2 separate regions of the Homo sapiens genome follow, and region 1 is linked to region 2. The links are chromatin loops, found by intact Hi-C in ENCODE. Cell type or tissue: GM12878. All regions are shown on one strand. Links, peaks and the distances in the headings refer to the core of each region. The heading gives the core; the rest is flanking DNA.

Evidence for each region. Hi-C counts contacts between places; a loop is a spot of excess contacts. Peaks named below come from ENCODE experiments on the same cell type or tissue, not always from the same donor. Only the 100,000 strongest peaks of a DNase experiment are listed, where the experiment ranks them.
Region 1: it touches region 2 in a loop (7-fold over the local background); 2 of 110 quality-filtered maps call a loop at or near these places.

The regions. Positions count from the first base shown.
Region 1 is chr12:24,123,838-24,132,178 of GRCh38, reverse strand. It overlaps a transcript of SOX5 not described here. Among named protein-coding and RNA genes, the nearest start is that of MIR920, 84 kb to the left of the region's middle. In GM12878, for the core only: no CTCF peak of the experiment used is centred there; DNase peaks (open chromatin) are centred at 3,668 and 4,178.
Region 2 is chr12:24,834,634-24,842,974 of GRCh38, reverse strand. It overlaps BCAT1 (branched chain amino acid transaminase 1), which reads left to right. Exons shown (of 11, transcript NM_005504.7): 7 at 751-893; 8 at 6,379-6,464. BCAT1-AS1 (BCAT1 antisense RNA 1) reads right to left here. Exons shown (of 4, transcript XR_007063245.1): 4 at 6,420-6,498. Among named protein-coding and RNA genes, the nearest start is that of BCAT1-AS1, 19 kb to the right of the region's middle. RefSeq lists a silencer at 3,174-3,363. In GM12878, for the core only: a CTCF peak has its summit at 6,408 (motif pointing right); DNase peaks (open chromatin) are centred at 3,454, 4,264 and 6,410; H3K4me3 peaks cover 1,009 bases; H3K27ac peaks cover 3,305 bases.

The DNA of each region.
Region 1 (8,341 bases), core at 304-8,303, 710 kb after region 2:
CAACCCATAGCAGACTACTTGGCACATGTATGATCTACACGTTTGTTGAATGTAACTGAAGTAAGCCTTTTATTTTTAACTTTTTACTTAGCATTAGGGATTGAAGAGAGCCTGGAATGGGAACGTAACACAATGTAGAGCAAACAGAATCTCTCTTAAATTATCAATGAAATGATAACAAGGATGTGGTCGTGCTCCTTGAGCTAAATAACTTCAGTAAGTCTGAATTAGCCCCTGACATGAGAGATAAAAAAGAAAAAATGCAGGAAATCTAGTCCGTGTAGACAAAATGTATAGGTCATGGATTTGTACCCAACCATCCTGTGAAGTCTAAAAATACTTGTTTTAAACAAAGACACCATTTTAATAAAACAGATGTGTACCCCTCTTTTCTCCCTCTCTTTTTTGCACATAGCCTACACATGGCAATCACATGAATTTATTCTGTGTGCCATTATTCACATAGTTCATAATTCCTAAAGTATAAATAACAGCAGCTGCAGAGCTAAAATCATCCACCTGATATTCACTTCTGTTGTACATTTTCATCTTCTGCATATTCTTACAGTGAGATTATAAATATATGTAAAGTTAATGCTGCATATTTAAAGTGTTAGTTTAGTAATGCATTCTAATTTAAAATGGATTATTCTTAAATTGTGAAATGTAATCAAGTGGTATAAATAAATAAGTTCAATGAACAATCATTGGGCCTTTATTTATGTGATAGATGCCGTACTATATTCTGGGTTTTGAAAAATGCATTCAATATCTCTTGCCCGCTAGGAACTCCCAGTCTAATGTCAAATCATGTCACAGAAGTAAAACTCTGCAACATGGTGTTATAAATGCTATAATAAAGACATTTACACAATACTGTAGGTGTACCCAGGAGAGTTAATAACTCAGAGGAGAATTAGTACAATTAGCATGTAGATCCTAAACACATGCTATGCATATTTTACCTGTTAATCTTAACACAAAGATTAGAACATTTTATGCTTTCTGGTTTACTATCTTCACCTCTAATTGGGTTATTAAAATAATTTTGATGGTGCAAAAAATAACTCAGAGGAAGTAGGTAAAAGTTTCAGATGAGCTATCATTGGAGTTGAATCTTAAATGATAAATTTTTGAAGGCAATTCAGAGATTCTAGTTTAGATAATTAGATGAATGGCAATAGTGTAGCTGGAACTCAGAAGGCAGTACAGGTTTCAGGAATGGAAAACAGTGAGTCACTTGTGGCTGTGTTAGATGTTAGATGTCCTAGGTAGGAATATGGAGCTGGTATGTAGAATAGAAATGAGGGTTGAAGACAGGCATTTGGCAGTCTTTGAGTTATCCAAGCTAGCTTAAAAAAGCCATGAGTTGCACCAATATGCTTGTGTAGAATGCATAGAGGAAAAAGAGAAATGGCCACAGGGAAGCAGCCAGCAAAAGGTGAGAAGAGACAGCCATGGTCAGCTCTGTGAATTCCTAAGATAACTGCAGCCACTGCCTCCTCTCTGTTCTCCTGAAGGTGCTGGACCCTGTCTCCTTTTCTCTTCTCTTTGTCTTCTATGTCTATAGTCATTGGTCTAGGGAAGGAGGCTCTTGTTTTTCCTTTGCTGCTCCTCCCAGCAAACCATTCTTTACTCAACTTCATTCATTGAAATGAAATATCTATATATGAATAAGTTAACAATGCAGGATTTCAAAGTTTAGCACAGATTTGAGCAGGATTAGATTTATGTGAGATCCACACAGAACATGATTTTATACCACCTGCCCTCTTTCTTATACCTATAAGCAGATTGTTTTGAGCCTTTTATGTTCTCTGTCAATATATTTCTTACTCATTGGAGCTAAAGAGACTTTCAAAAGACATAGTGACCACCCACATTATTCACCCCAGATGCGTCGCTTTCTTCAGTAACCTAATGTGGTAATTTTATTGAGGACCGGAATGTATTAGGTCCTTCATTCCTATATGTATTTTCACATCACTGCTTTCAAATGTGCTATTTCATGTCTACCTTCCATGCTCCTTGGTTATATTTCTAGCAGATCCTGTAGTTCCCTCTCACACTTGTATTCTTTTTTTTTCTTGCTTCTCCTAGAGACAAGCACGATTAATAATTTCCTAAGTATCTTTCCAGATACATGCAATATACACTATCTTAAATATACACATACATACATGCAGGCATGTACACACAAGCACACATGTGCATTTTTAGTTTGAGTTTTTACCATGGGCATGTTAGAACTATTTAAAATAAAATGTGTTGAAATCTCCTCTAAAAGAAAATAAAACAAATGGACAAAAACCTAAAACTCTAACGTTGGCTTTTCAATCTCTTTAATCTTTAACTTTAACCTTCAAAACTTTCTCCCAATATTTTTGAATACTCTTTATTAAATGTGTCTCCCTTGATATAAGTTAGGACTCCCAGTTGTAGTGAGATAAACTAGTTTGATTTCAGAACCTCTCTTTCACTCTGCCTCTTTTGTATTCTTCTGGTTGACTCTGCTCCGATTTATTATCTGAGGCTCAGGCTGAACTCAGGCTTTTGCGATGCTGGCAGCCCCAGCTCTACATTGGAATGGACGGTCACCCTCCATGTGCAATTAAAAAATATCCAGAGAAGACCTCATTTGGGTATATGCCCATCCATCCCTGCACAATTTTGTTGAGGCCACTGAGTTCAGGCACAGTGCCAGGCATGGACCACGTGTACTCCCAAAAGTATGGGAGAGGAACACCCCAAAGAAAAGGGGTTTTGATCAGATAAGGAATGGATAACACACTGGGTAATAAAATTGTAGTTAATAGAGTCCGTAGCATTACTTTAAAAAAATTAGTAAAGGGTACATTAGTCATGACAAAAACAATATTCCTATTGTACTGAACTTGTTTTTAACAGACGTAGACTAAAGCTGTTAATATGTTGCTAATGACAATAAGGGGTTTATTCAAATGAAAAGGTGTTTAACATTCTTTCAAAAGAACCTTCATAATGGATGTATTTTCAATATTTTCTCTAAATTATTCTTTGCTTTAAATTAGTATCATCCATCCAACTGATTATACCCATTATAATCACAATGTGAAGTTAAGTCATGACTGAATGTTTGTGTAGGTTAATAGTAGTCAGATGTCCTTGTAAATGTGCATAATTGCGTTTAAATCCATCAGCAAATCCCAGTGTTTCTATTCACAAAGTATATCTTGAAGCTCTCCATTTCTATGTGTTTTCCATTGCCACCTTCCTAGTCCACCATCGTTTTTCTCCTGGACTCCAGCAATAGTTTCCCACCTGGCCACTTTGCCTACTCTCTCTTCCCAACCCCACAAATCCATTTCCTACACAACAGCCCAAGGACGATATCAATCAGATTATATTATAATCATATCATGTTATTCCCCTGTTTAAAGCCCTCCAATAGCAGCTCATTATACATGAATTAAACCTAAAGTCTTTGCCATGACCAAAAAGGCCCTGCGGGTTGTGGCTTCTGCTTACCTCTGTCACTTCCATTTTGAGAACATGCCGAAAGCTGTCCCCAAATCAGGGCCTTTGCATACACTGTTCCCACTGTGTAGAACCGCCCCCTTCTCACATCTGCCTCACCACGTCTGGCTTTTCATCCTTTAGGTCTCAGCCAAAATATCAAGTTTCGAGAGGTCTTTTTTTGCTACCCTATCTAAATTGTCGCTCACTCTTTACTGCTAGCATTTCACCATGTTTGTTTTCTTTGTATGCTTACAATTACAGTATTTGGTATCATTTTGACTGTTTATTTCCTCTCTCCCCCACTAGTTGTCTGTTTCATGAGCAAGGAGTAAAGGTTAATGCCTGTTTCATTCACAGGGTCCTGTTAATAGCACAGGGACTGGCACAGAATTTTTTTCCTCAGAAGATGCTTATCAAATGACTAACAATGAATTTAGTAACCTCTTTAAGTAACTGTATCCATTTGATAAGCTATTTTTAAATATCCTTGTGTATGATAATAATACAAATAACAGCAAAACCCACAATAGCAGCACACTGCTAAAAAGAGAAAGTTTATTAAGGTGAGACCGAAACAAAAGATAACAATAAACCCTCCAGTGAAGTTAACTGAGGTTGAATGCTTACAGGAGGAGGAGAATACCACCACTAAAAACTAGTTTGATTTATGGTGTAAAACATTACTCATAAGAAAGAATTTTTCACCAAATCCTAGGAGGCTGTGCTAGGTATCTGCCCGATCCGATCTATTTCCCTAAGGGAAATGGTAGACTCTCTTGGGAACTGTGGGCTGATCTGAAAACTGTAGGGTGCAACCTATATACAAATTAGACCAAATGAGACGGTGTTGCCTCTAATGCACTCACTTCTCTATGTGATTGGTTTATGCATCAGGCTTCCCTTCCCCAGGTGGGGTGAGGTGGTATTGGGGTGGAAGCAGGGGGCATGTATCATACCCCTCCCAAAGAGAGTGGTGATTTTTTATCTCACTGGGGAGGCACACTAAGAAGGTTTAAAAATGTAAATGCCTTGTCAAGGCTGTAAAACAAAGATATAGTCTCCTTTTATTCCCACACTGTGGCAACAGCTGAAGTGATCACAAAAGTGTGGCGGAGAAGCTTAGGATCTTCCTCAATATCTACCTTCAAGGTGGCTTAGAGATAAATGTAGGAATATAGAAATTCAAAAGTATTGCAGTAGTGACCTGATAGCATTAATAAGATAATGAGGTAAACTAGATAACCAATTGGTATTATTATTATTATTATTATTATCATTATTATTATTATTGAGATAGGGTCTAGCTCTATTACCCAGGCTGGAATGCAGTGGGGCAGTCTCAGCTCACAGCTGAACCCACCTCCTGGGCTCAAGCAATCCTCCCACCTGAGCCTCCTCAGTAGCTGGGACTACAGGCATGCGCCACCATGCCTGGCTAATTTTTGTATTTTTTGTAGAGACAGGGTTTTGCCATGTTGCCCAGGCTGGTCTCAAACTCCTGTGCTCAAACAATGATCCATCTGCCTTGGCCTCCCAAAATGCTGGGATCACAGGCATGAGCCACTGTGCCTGGCATCAACTTGTTTTACTATATCTGGTCTTCATTTGGAAGTATTATGACATTTATAATGTGCAATCTTATGTTAAATGCATTTGTAGTATGTACTAATTATATAGTATTTAAACATGTAGCCATAAAACTGTTCATTTGAGTTTCAAGGCAGACATCCCTAAGAAGCCTTTTAAGATGAGATCTGAAACAGGATGTAGTTAAGTGAAAAGTTCGAAGAAAGGGAGGAGTTCCATATAGGGAGACATTTGTGTGAAGGTGGATGTGAGATGACCCCCATCATGTTCAGTGACCCCAGAAAGAGCAGCATACTAGAGTCCCGAGGGCAGCAGAGACCAAACATGCCCAGTGACAAGGTGGAGAGCACCTGCAGCTCGATTGTGAAGCATCCCGTAAACATTTGCAGGATTTGGGCAGAAAGAACCCAAAGTAGTTATTTTAGCTAGGGAATGCAATTGTCGGGTTTACATTATGAGACAATGTTTCTGTGGCTTATTTCATCATTCCAAACAAAAGGTGCTAATGGGCTGAATAGAATGGAGGTGGTGGAGATGCCGAGAAGTGGCAGATTGAAAACTTATTAAATTTTGTAGACTCTGCAGCACAGTGTTATTTATTTGTTAGATTATTTATTAGTAAGGATAGCATGGTGTGAAGAGAGGAATAAGGGTGCTATCCTGGTTTTCGCTTTGCAGGGTGCTTCGTGGTGGCCTTACTGAAATAAGGAATGCCGAGAGTGGCACCCACATGAATGGGTCCTGTTTTGAGCACACGAATTTTGTATTTTCTGAAAGGCCTGTAATGGAGATGTTGAGTAGATATTTGGATTAAGTGGGCGTTGGGACATGCTATAAGGATACAGGGAGAAATATAGATTTGGAAGGCATTGGCATGGAAGGGGAATTCAAAACAAGGGAGTGGATATGATTATACAGGGAATTAAAAGAGGGCTTACATACAGACATAGCCCTGAGGAACTTCAGTATTCAAGGTATGGGCTGAGGGGGAAGTGGATTTACAGAGAAGGCTAGAGGAGAGAACCTTGGAACAGGTCCTACTGGAAGAGAACCTGTAAATTGGAGTGTCCTGACATCTCAGAGGAGAGATCCTGTAGGAAAGGAAGTGCCCATGGCCATTGAAATGCCATTGAGATGCCAAGCAAGATACGGATCTGAAAGGCCCTCTTGGATTCACTGGTTATTAGAGGCCTAGCTCCACTCTTCGTCCTGGGAAGGATGATGGTACAGAAACCAGAATGGTGTGGGTGGAGAAGAGAATAAAAATTGAGAAAAATATCCCCAAAAGAAAGCTCCAGACCTATCTGCCTTTGGAGGTAAAGTGATATCCAGGGAAAGATTTTTGTTTTCTTTTAGGTTTTTAAGATGAAATAGACTTCAGGTAATTTGAATGCTGAAGGAAGGAAATGGAGAGGTTAAAGTGTAGGTATTAAAAATGTGTATTATTTTAACCTTAACACATCTGTTAAACCATCATAGAGACGATTTCTCAGTATTCCCTAAGTTTTCCTTTTACTGCTACTCAGAGATCGTGTCCAAGAGAGTTGGGAAAACAGAAGGGGCAAAATGGTACCTGTAACGACGGGGAGGCAAGATGTTATTTCATGCTTGATGCAATATCTTAGCAATGTATTACCACAGATGTCATAAGGCCTCAGTAACTATTTGCTAAATGACAGAATAACTGTTTTGTACCTCATGCTATTTCTAATGAAAAGGAAAATAATAGAAAAGGAGAAGAAAGGGGTTTGGAAGTGGGAGTGATTGGGATTCAGGGAAAGAAAACTGGTGGTGAGGAGAAGAAAGGAAATGAGAAATAAGCCCATAACTGGTGTTTTCTAATGAGATCTATGTTTTATGTCTTCGAGATCTTTATATCCTTCATGAAATTGCTCTGAGATTCCTCCTTTAGGGAAAGTTTGGCCTATGTAATAAATTCATACACAGAAGTTTTACAATGGGGAATTGTATTTGCATTGAAAATAAGGGTTTTTATATATTTTTGACCTAGGATTAAAAGCCAGTCTAATTTTGATGTAATTCATAATTCTCTCTTTTAGAAAAAATGGCTATATTTATAATCATCAGAAAATGGCTCCATCTTACTTTCACAGAGATTCTCTTTGTGCTTAGAGTTTGAGGAAATCTATGATATCACTACATTATTTAGAATGGAATCTGGAGGAAAACAAAACCCTGTTTTACACACGAATGTATCTGAATATGTGTCACAAATGCTACTATCATGTATTTATGGTTATTCTTCATTTCTTATATGCTGAATGACTAAATTATAATAAAGGCTGAATAACCCCTTTTAGGTTTAGAAAGGATAGTGGCTATCTTTGAGAAATATTTTATTCCAATTAGTCCATTAGTCTCCACTGGAGACCAGTGGTGAATGTAGCTTACTGGACTCTAATTCTTCTTCTTTTCAAAGTAAAAGATTCTTGATCAACTTTGTATCATACTGTAGTCCTGGGGATCCACCCAAAATCCTTTTCTTTTTCTTTTTTTCTTTTTTTTTTTTTGTCCCATTCCTCAAGTGATTTATACAAGAACATTTGCATAATGGAAGGTAATTTTAATGTATGCTAATTTCCATGAGGCCTGCACTTTCAGATTGTTCTTTTTGCTGGAGGAATGACTGAAGTGTCCCAAGCATTTGACTTTTCACCCTCTTGTGTGAACTTCTCCGTGAATGGTTTTGTTAGGAAAAACCACGCTCCAAATGTTCTGTGGCCATTAGAAGAGACCTGTTGTATGCATAGCATCATTCTGCTTTCCAAGTAATTTCTATGCAGATGGTATACAGCAAAATTTTTCTGCCTTACATTAAAATCTGCATCAACCAATAAGAATGATTTGCTCCTGAGCAGACACAAATGAAGGATTATTGTGTGGGAGGAGAAGTACAAGTACAAAGTGGATCAGGACAGCAGGTGGGACCAAAGGAGGATACAGGTCCTTTTAAAATTCTTAATTAAAAAAAGAAAAATAGCATATTGTATTTAATAGGATCCTATTACTATTCTAGATTTCTTTCCAAAATGAAGCTCCACAGAAGTATTTTAACCAGCCATGCAATTGCATTTTAAGAATCGACTTAACTATCAACTTTTTAGCACAAGGTGAGACTCTTGCATTTAGCATGCAACTTCTGGAAGAATGTAGTGAGAGTGAGTGAGATTGGGATCGCCTACCAAGCTGGGAGTGCCAGCTGCTCAACCCTGGTGCTCAATACAGGGAGGATGTT
Region 2 (8,341 bases), core at 198-8,197:
TTCATCCTTATTTTATAATATACTCCATAATTTTCCCATATAAGTTTAGATAAAAGATGATACCTTAAAAGTATTATAACACTAAATTGTCATTCCGGGAAAATGTGCTGTGTTCCTTTCATTTTAAATAATCTGAGATGAATGGTGCAGGCTGAGAAAAATAGGCTTTTGAAATACTTTTTGGTCAACATCGAGACTTTTAACATTTGTCCTATCTTTTAGGGGAATTTAGACATTGGGCATTATGTATTCCTTGGATACATTAAAAGGTGTTAGATAAGAGCGCTCACACTTGCTGCTCTTCTATTGCAACTTGACAGAAGTTACTTCTCTAAACCTTAGTTTCTCATCTGAACAATGGAAATAATGATAGTGTCTATCTCATAGTATTGGTGTGAGATTTAAATGAAATAATTCATGTAAAATTGCTTGGTGTGTGGAAACATAGTAACTTTTAACTGTTCTCATTAACTTGGCTATTTACCTGTGTTCTTCTATCATTACATTTCAAGTTAAAATTTCAAGGTTTCACGTTGTTCTCTCTCCAATGAATGCAGTTAAATCACTTAGATTTTCTAATGAGTTTTCCTTTAATGTTATGCAGTTGACTAGAGAGTGTATATATATTAAGAACATAATACCTTCACTATGTCCACATGTGAATTAAGAGCTTGAGGCTATCAGAGGGTAGAAGATGAGGGAGTGGGGATGAAGTATGTTTGTAACCTGTGTATTTTCTCTTTCTTAAAGGAATTACGGCTCATCTCTTTTTGCCCAATGTGAAGCAGTAGATAATGGGTGTCAGCAGGTCCTGTGGCTCTATGGAGAGGACCATCAGATCACTGAAGTGGGAACTATGAATCTTTTTCTTTACTGGATAAATGAAGATGGAGGTAATCCACTCAGATTTCACTGTGTGCATTTCTCAGTCATTTTCAACAGGACCAGAAAGACAAGAGCTAGAAACTTAGTACAAGGGAGTAAGTAGCACAGTTCCAAAGGCTAAGTAAGGACTACTGTGCTTTTGCTGCCCAAATAGACACAAGTTTCTTTTTTTTCTTTCTTTCTTTTTTAAAGAGGTGGAGTCTCACTATGTCACCCAGGCTGCAGTGCAATGGTGTGATCTCAGCTCACTGCACCCTGGTTCAAGCAATTCTCCTGCCTCAGCCTCCCGAGTAGCTGGGATTGCAGGAGCCTGCCACCATGCCCAGCTAATTTTTGTATTTTTTTTTTTAGTAGAGATAGGGTTTCACCATGTTGGTCAGGCTGGTCTTGAACTCCTGACCTCAGGTGATCCACCGGCCTTGGCCTCCCAAAGTGCTGGGATTACAGGTGTGAGCCACTGCACCCGGCCGAGTTTCGATTTAAAGAAGCTCTAGAGGTTTTTTGTTTTTCGTTTTTTGTTTTTCTGGCTCTAGATGTACTGATTATTGAGATACTGAGATGTCACATTAAGGGATTTAAGTTACCATGATTGGAAGATTTGCTTCCTTATCCCTTCTGCAGTTCCCCAACAATTTTCCTATCTGAACACCTTGCATTGAGACACAGGTCTCAGATCAGGTCAATGGTCATTCACCATATACCGTATATAAAATGCTAGAGTAATAAATGCAGTGTACTGATTCTACTGGAAGGATTTTGTGTACTCTCTGGCTGTAATTGTTTTAACAATTGTTGCCTTTTCTACATATTTTGAAAATGTATCACAATCTCTCCAAATTTACTCTAGAACTCAATCTGATTAAAGAGCACCATTTTAAAAGATAAATCAATGTATCTTGGGATTGTAACTAGATCCTGGTTCATTCAAGACAATTTCATATATCCACTATAGATATCAATATTTCTCTATTATCTTTAATATCCTGAGTACTCATTACTTTTCTTTGCTGTTTTTTTTTATTAGTTGGCAGAGACCATAGGGGTTCAGTGAAGTGTTGGCAACGTGTATGATATTGAATTAAATGGCCAACGGTGGGAGAAAAACAGGCATTTATTTCTATTAGAATTTTGATAATCATACCAAATTTAGAAGCGTATTTTTAGACTTGTTTACATTCTTAGGTTGTTCATTTCACAGTAGTAATTATAGAGACTAGAAATATAAATGATGTTTCCAAATACTTATGAAGTCTCAGTGTTAGTAGTTTCAATTAAATTTTTTAAAATGCAGTTTATATTTGAAAGTAGCTACAGTAGCCTCTCTTGCTCTAATGTTATTTGGCTACAAAAAGAGGAAAATGGTAATTTAGATGTGGCTGAATTCAGAGCTAAGTACTAATTTTAGTGTTAGTTGCAGAGACTAACAAGATGAGTCTTATACTGCAGTCAGAGGTAGAATAAACAGAAGATATGGTGAGTAAGCCTTGTCCTGGGCTTGGCCATTGGTAGTCCTTGGCATATGAAAAACCAGATACAGATCATTCTCATCCTTCCATTCCTGCTGTTTGTACTTGGCACTGTTTGAAAATAAAATTTATACAGGAATATTTATGATTTATAAATTTGAGTTACTGTATGTGACATATAACAAAAGCTACACTTGGAAGATTGTAGCCAGTGTTGACCTCTGCACTTAGAAGATAATAGGCCGATTCAACCCTTCTTCCCATCTGCCCACTCTTACCCCCACCCCAAACTCCACCAAAAAACCACACAGCTCAAAACAAAAACAGTTACATCATTCAGAGGTGGTACCATCATTATTTTTATGGATGGGAGATGTCAGAATTTAAGTACACTCTGAATCAGAGCTACATGATTTAACCAGAAACACCAGAAACTGTCCTGGTGGAAAATTGTTCTTTATCCAAACAATAATCATGAAACATTTCCACCATGGCTTTTAAAGGTCAGAATAGAAATGAGTGAGTTTGTCTTCTGCCTCTTGCAAAATATACAAGACCTTAAGACTGTTAGTTACTATTCAGATTATGGTTGCCTGGGATAACTTTAGTTTTAATATACTCCTTCACTTTGGGGATGTTCATCTAACAGAACAAATAAAATTCAGAATAAGGAGAAAGGAAATAGAATATATATTTGAAGTAAATAGAATGTTAGGAAAAACCTTTGGGCTAAAAAAAAAGACATGCAATTCTGAAGTAACTTTGATTTATATCATATGATTTTAAGAAAATACAATGAACAAACGAGTTGAAAATCAGCACAATACTGATTTTCACAAACGTTACCGATAGGAGGTATAAACAGAGTTCTTTCGGTAATAGCCTGCCGTCTTTTCATGAGCGCCCACACACACTGCTCCTGTTGGTTGAGATGGCTGGTGCAGGAAGGTGGATGGGGTGGTGGATAGTGTGTGTTCAAAGCACAGTGCTGTGCACAGTCACTATGTGTGGCACTCAGCTTGTAACTCATGGGAGTTTTGATTTCAGTAACAGCACCCATGGTGGCAAGATCACACATCATCACTCTGTTGATGAGTAATTTAACCCATACGCTTGCTATTCACCATTTGAACAAAGCATTGTATCATATCCTGGACCCTGGAGATACCCTGAAAAATAAGACCCAGGCCTTGTGGTTGAGTTCACAGTCACTTTGGGAAAACAACCACAGCAGTGAATCTCGGTATTGCTCAGGCCACATCATGAGTCTTCTCGGACACGTCAGGCGTGTATACGGACTCGACTTGGAGCACTCTTCCTCAGATGTCTGTACCGCTTGCTCTTTGACATCCTCCAAATCTTTGCTTACAAATCCCATTCTCAGTCTGGCTTTCCTTGAGCTCTTAATCAAAATCATAAACTCCATTTCCCATTTCTCCTCAGCATTCCAGCATTCTCCATTGCTTTTCCTTCTTTGTTTCCCCCTGTGTAGTCTAACATACTATCAACACAATAAATGTTTACCTGTGTCTATTAGAAAGTAAGCAGGGAGATATGTCAGTTTTGTTCACTGCTGTATTCATAGAGCTTAAAACGGTAAACAGCACTCAATATGTATTTGTAGAATAAATGGCTAATTGTGCTGATGGTGTTTAGGGCACTTATGCAGACCTACATTCCTGGTTTCCATTAGTGTTTGACTTTGGGAAGTCACAGATGAATCCTGCTGTTATTGCTTCTAAATTCCTCATCTCCTAAAAATGACTTCTTTGTCAAAAACAAGCTGCATTTGTAGGTTCTGTTTTCCTCATGTTGGGCAATCTGGAGTGATTTCTGGCTCTTGTAAGTATGTTTGTGGTTGCAGAGGAAAATGAATATTTCTCACCCAAATGTTGTCATGTCATCATCTCTGTCTGGCAACCAGAGAAGCAGATGTTCTGTTCCTTGACCTCAGGCTAGTGGTTACAGTTCTGGGTGTTAAACATGTTTCACAAAACAGCACTTGCACATGCGGGGCTGCTGTTTTCATTTAACTTCATGTAGTCTCAGGGCTCAGCAAGCTTTAGGAAAGGTCCGGTTTGGGGGCACTGGAAGTGTGTGTGTGTGTGTACATATATATACACACACAAATAGATCCATACATTTATGTATCTAGTTGGCTAGCTATTGCAAAACACATGTTTATTTTGAGATCATCAACACTTCTAAACATGACAAAGAGTAGCCCTAAGAACATTGCCAAGAACAAATTTTCTCCTTTCCAGAAAGCAATTTTCAGCAGATGATTTTCAGAAACAAAATTCAAAAAAGCCATACTGCTGTATCCTAGCAAAGATAACTTATTCGTTTATTTTTTACTCAAAAACATTTATTATATACACTCTGGGCTAGGCACAATGCCCAGTTTTGAGGATAGAAGGATGAAGATAGAGTTTGGTATTCCAGATAGAGCTTGATTGTTGGGCATGTCTGATGTAACCCCAGTGGAGTGGGCGAGCCTAGAACCACCATGTATTGAGGGAGAGGGTGGTGGCCTCAGTGTCAGGACTCACTAGATTCAGACTCCTGGGTGTCAGAAGTGGGGAGGAAAGGGAGATGCTGAGTGCCAGAGGGTACTGTAAGGAGAGCTTGTGCAGCTGATGGATCATGCATGATGCCTGTGAACAATTGTCCTACTAGACCTCACAGTAGTTAGGGATGTCTGCAGTCATCTCACAGTAGAGCAGTAGCTCAGCTTTGGAGTTTTGTTTCTTGAATGTCTTCTTTTTTAACCGTACACGTGCTTGAGCTCACTCTGATAAGCCCATTACATTTGAATCTCAGAGAGCAAAGGCAGCATCTCCATACTTGTTGCTGATGCTCCACCAGGTTTGAAAATCACTAAAGATAGACTCTTAGGCTGGGTGCGGTGGCTCACATCTGTAATCTCAGCACTTTGGGAGGCCGAAGTGGGCAGATCATCTGAGCTCAGGAGTTCGAGACCAGCCTGACCAACATGGTGAAACCCCGTCTCTACTAAAAATACAAAAATTAGCCAGGCGTGGTGGCGCGTACCTGTAATCCCAGCTACTCAGGAGGCTGAGGCAGGAGAATCACTTGACCCTGGGAGGCAGAGGGTGCAGTGAGCTGAGATGGTGCCACTGCACTCCAGCCTGGGTAACCTAAAAAAAAAAAAAAAAAAAAAAAATTAGACTTTCCAAGGGCAGCGTGGAAGCAGTGACCAGCCTGAGTAGGCACGCACACTTCTTGGGGATAGCCTCCTCCATAGCATTCTTAGAAGGTTTGGTAATGACCAGTTTTTCTGAGTAAGACCCTATCTACATTATTCTAATTAGTAACCACCTTTCATCTGCTAAGGTAAATTTTCACTTCAGAATATTCCTCTTAAGACCATGCAATAACTCTTACTGTTTGTTGGTGGAAAACCATCTCATTATTTTACTGGTTAAGGGTAAACTGAAGATGATTAGATAACTTTCCTTCCTTCCCTCCCCCCTTCCTCCCTTCCTTCTCTTTCTTCCTTCCTTTCTCCCTCCCTCCCTCCCTCTCTCTTTCTTTCCTTCTCTCTTTCTTTTCTTTTCTTTTTTCTTTCTTTCTTTCTTTTTTCTTTCTTCCTTCCTTCGTTCCTTCCTCCCTCCCTCCCTCTCTCTCTTTCTTTCTTTCTCTTTTCTTTCTTTCTTTCTTTCTTTCTTTCTTTCTTTCTTTCTTTCTTTCTCTCTTTCTTTTCTTTCTTTCTTTCTTTCTCTTTCTCTTTCCTTCCTTCCTTCCTTTCTTTCTCTCTCTCTCCTTCCTTCCTTCCTTCTTTCCTTCCTTCCTTCTTTCCTTCCTTCCTTCTTTCTTCTTTTTTTAAATAAGGGTCTACCTGAAGTGTGAACTGATTTGGGAAATTTGATCATGCAGAACAGTAAAATTTTCTTTATGTTTGTTGCTAGCAAAATTGTGATGGTTTTTTAAAAAAATGGCTATTGATAATAAGGCATGCCTAATGTAGTGAAAGTTTGAAAATGTCCCAATTTCTGATTGACAGAAGAAGAACTGGCAACTCCTCCACTAGATGGCATCATTCTTCCAGGAGTGACAAGGCGGTGCATTCTGGACCTGGCACATCAGTGGGTGGGTGCCTTTGATATGAACAACTTTTGTAAGCCTGAAATAAAAAATAATCAAAATAAGCCCAGCCTAGTGTTGAAATAATATCCTGTGGTTCCAACCAATGTTATCTAATCTTTAAATTCTAACGTGAATGAAAAGTATTCTTCTAGAAGGGCTTTCTTGGCAAGACTATTAAAATAAGTATTGTTGATAGCAAGGGCAGAGAGAAACCAGTTTAGCAAGATGTCATAGTGGAGAAGTATTCTAGTAGTAGTCTCAGTCTACCAGGTATCTCCCACCAACTTTTGTCTGGTTCATACCTGATGTGCTTCCATCCAGACATTCCTTAACTTCCCAAGTCTGTGTTGCTTCCAAATGGCAATGATACTTCTTCCTTTCCTTTATTTATACCAGTGTAACCATGCTTGCCGTAGAAATGAAATAATTTCACTGACATATAAATGTTTACTAATATAACATTATTGGTTTGACTGCCTTCTTTTTCTCTCTGTCCTACCCCCATCCTCCAAAATTCATATACATGCCTATTTTAAAATCAGAACATGCAAGCAAATGTAAAGTTGTTTTCAGTAGACTTTCAAATTCGTGTGACACAGGCAAGCATATTAAACAATTTGGTGGACCGGGTGCAGTGGTTCATGCCTATAATTCTAGCATTTTGGGAGGCCAAGGCAGGAGGATCACTTAAGCCCAGGAATTCGAGACCAGCCTGGGCAACATAGTGAGACCCCGAATCTACAAAAAAATCAAAAACATTAGCTGAACATGGTGGTACATGCCTGTAGTCCCAGCTACTTGGAGGGGCTGAGGTGGGAGGATGGCATAAGATCTGGAGGTCAAGGTCGCAGTGAGCTATGATCAAGCCACTGCACTACAGCCTGAATACAGGGTGAGACCATGTCTCTAAAAGTAAATTAAATAAATAAATAAATAAATAAATAAATAAATAAATAAATAAAATAAAATTTAAAAAGGTTTGGTTTTGGAAATGACGTAATGTATTCAAGACAAATTATTGAATGAATTGGGTGTCTGGTAAAGGTTCTTGGATGGAACTTTTGACCCAGGTGTTAAAATGGTCTCCAAAGAACATGAAAAGGCTTTGAGCTTACTGTGGTCAAAGAGTACTAGTAGTAATAGGACAAATGTTTAGAAACACACACGTTATCTAGGAGCATACCAGCATGGTTTCTCTGGAAAAGACTTTCAAAATAGATGAAATGTGCTATAAATAATTCTACAAAACCCTGAAGTAGACAAGACCCAACTGCTACATGCTGGCTGGCGCATTGGGCATGACATTTACAAACCGTTGGTATAATTTTCAAACAGCTTGCCCTGTCCTAAATATGTTTGCAATTGGAAAGATATTTTTGAAGCTCAGTAATTTTTGTTTTATTAAAGAAAAATATCAACCAAGTACAGAAGGTTCGACGACAAGTTGCAAGTGGAAATACTTTCCCACACTAATGATTTGCTAGCATGAAAAATAGGTTATTATGGAGGAAATTTTTTCTTGACTTCATAGCTGTAATTTATTTTAAAAGCTATTTTAAAACATGAGACGTGAAATGCCAAGAGGCATGTAGGGGGTCACCACTATTTGCCAGATAGGGGAAATTGTCCAAAGATAAGTAAGGGTGAGCAGAGCAAAAACAATTCTGCTTATTTACAAAAGAGTTTTCTTTTCTTTTCTTTTTCAGGACACAGAACTCAGCTTGTTTTCAATTAATTTGCCTGATTTTCTGCAGTTCATTTACTTTTGAACAACATAATTGCAATTGTAGACTGAGAGAAATTGAAACTTTCAAAGAGCCATATTTCTATTGCAGATATATTTTCCTGCTCTTCCAAATCTACTTACAGCATGAGTTCTT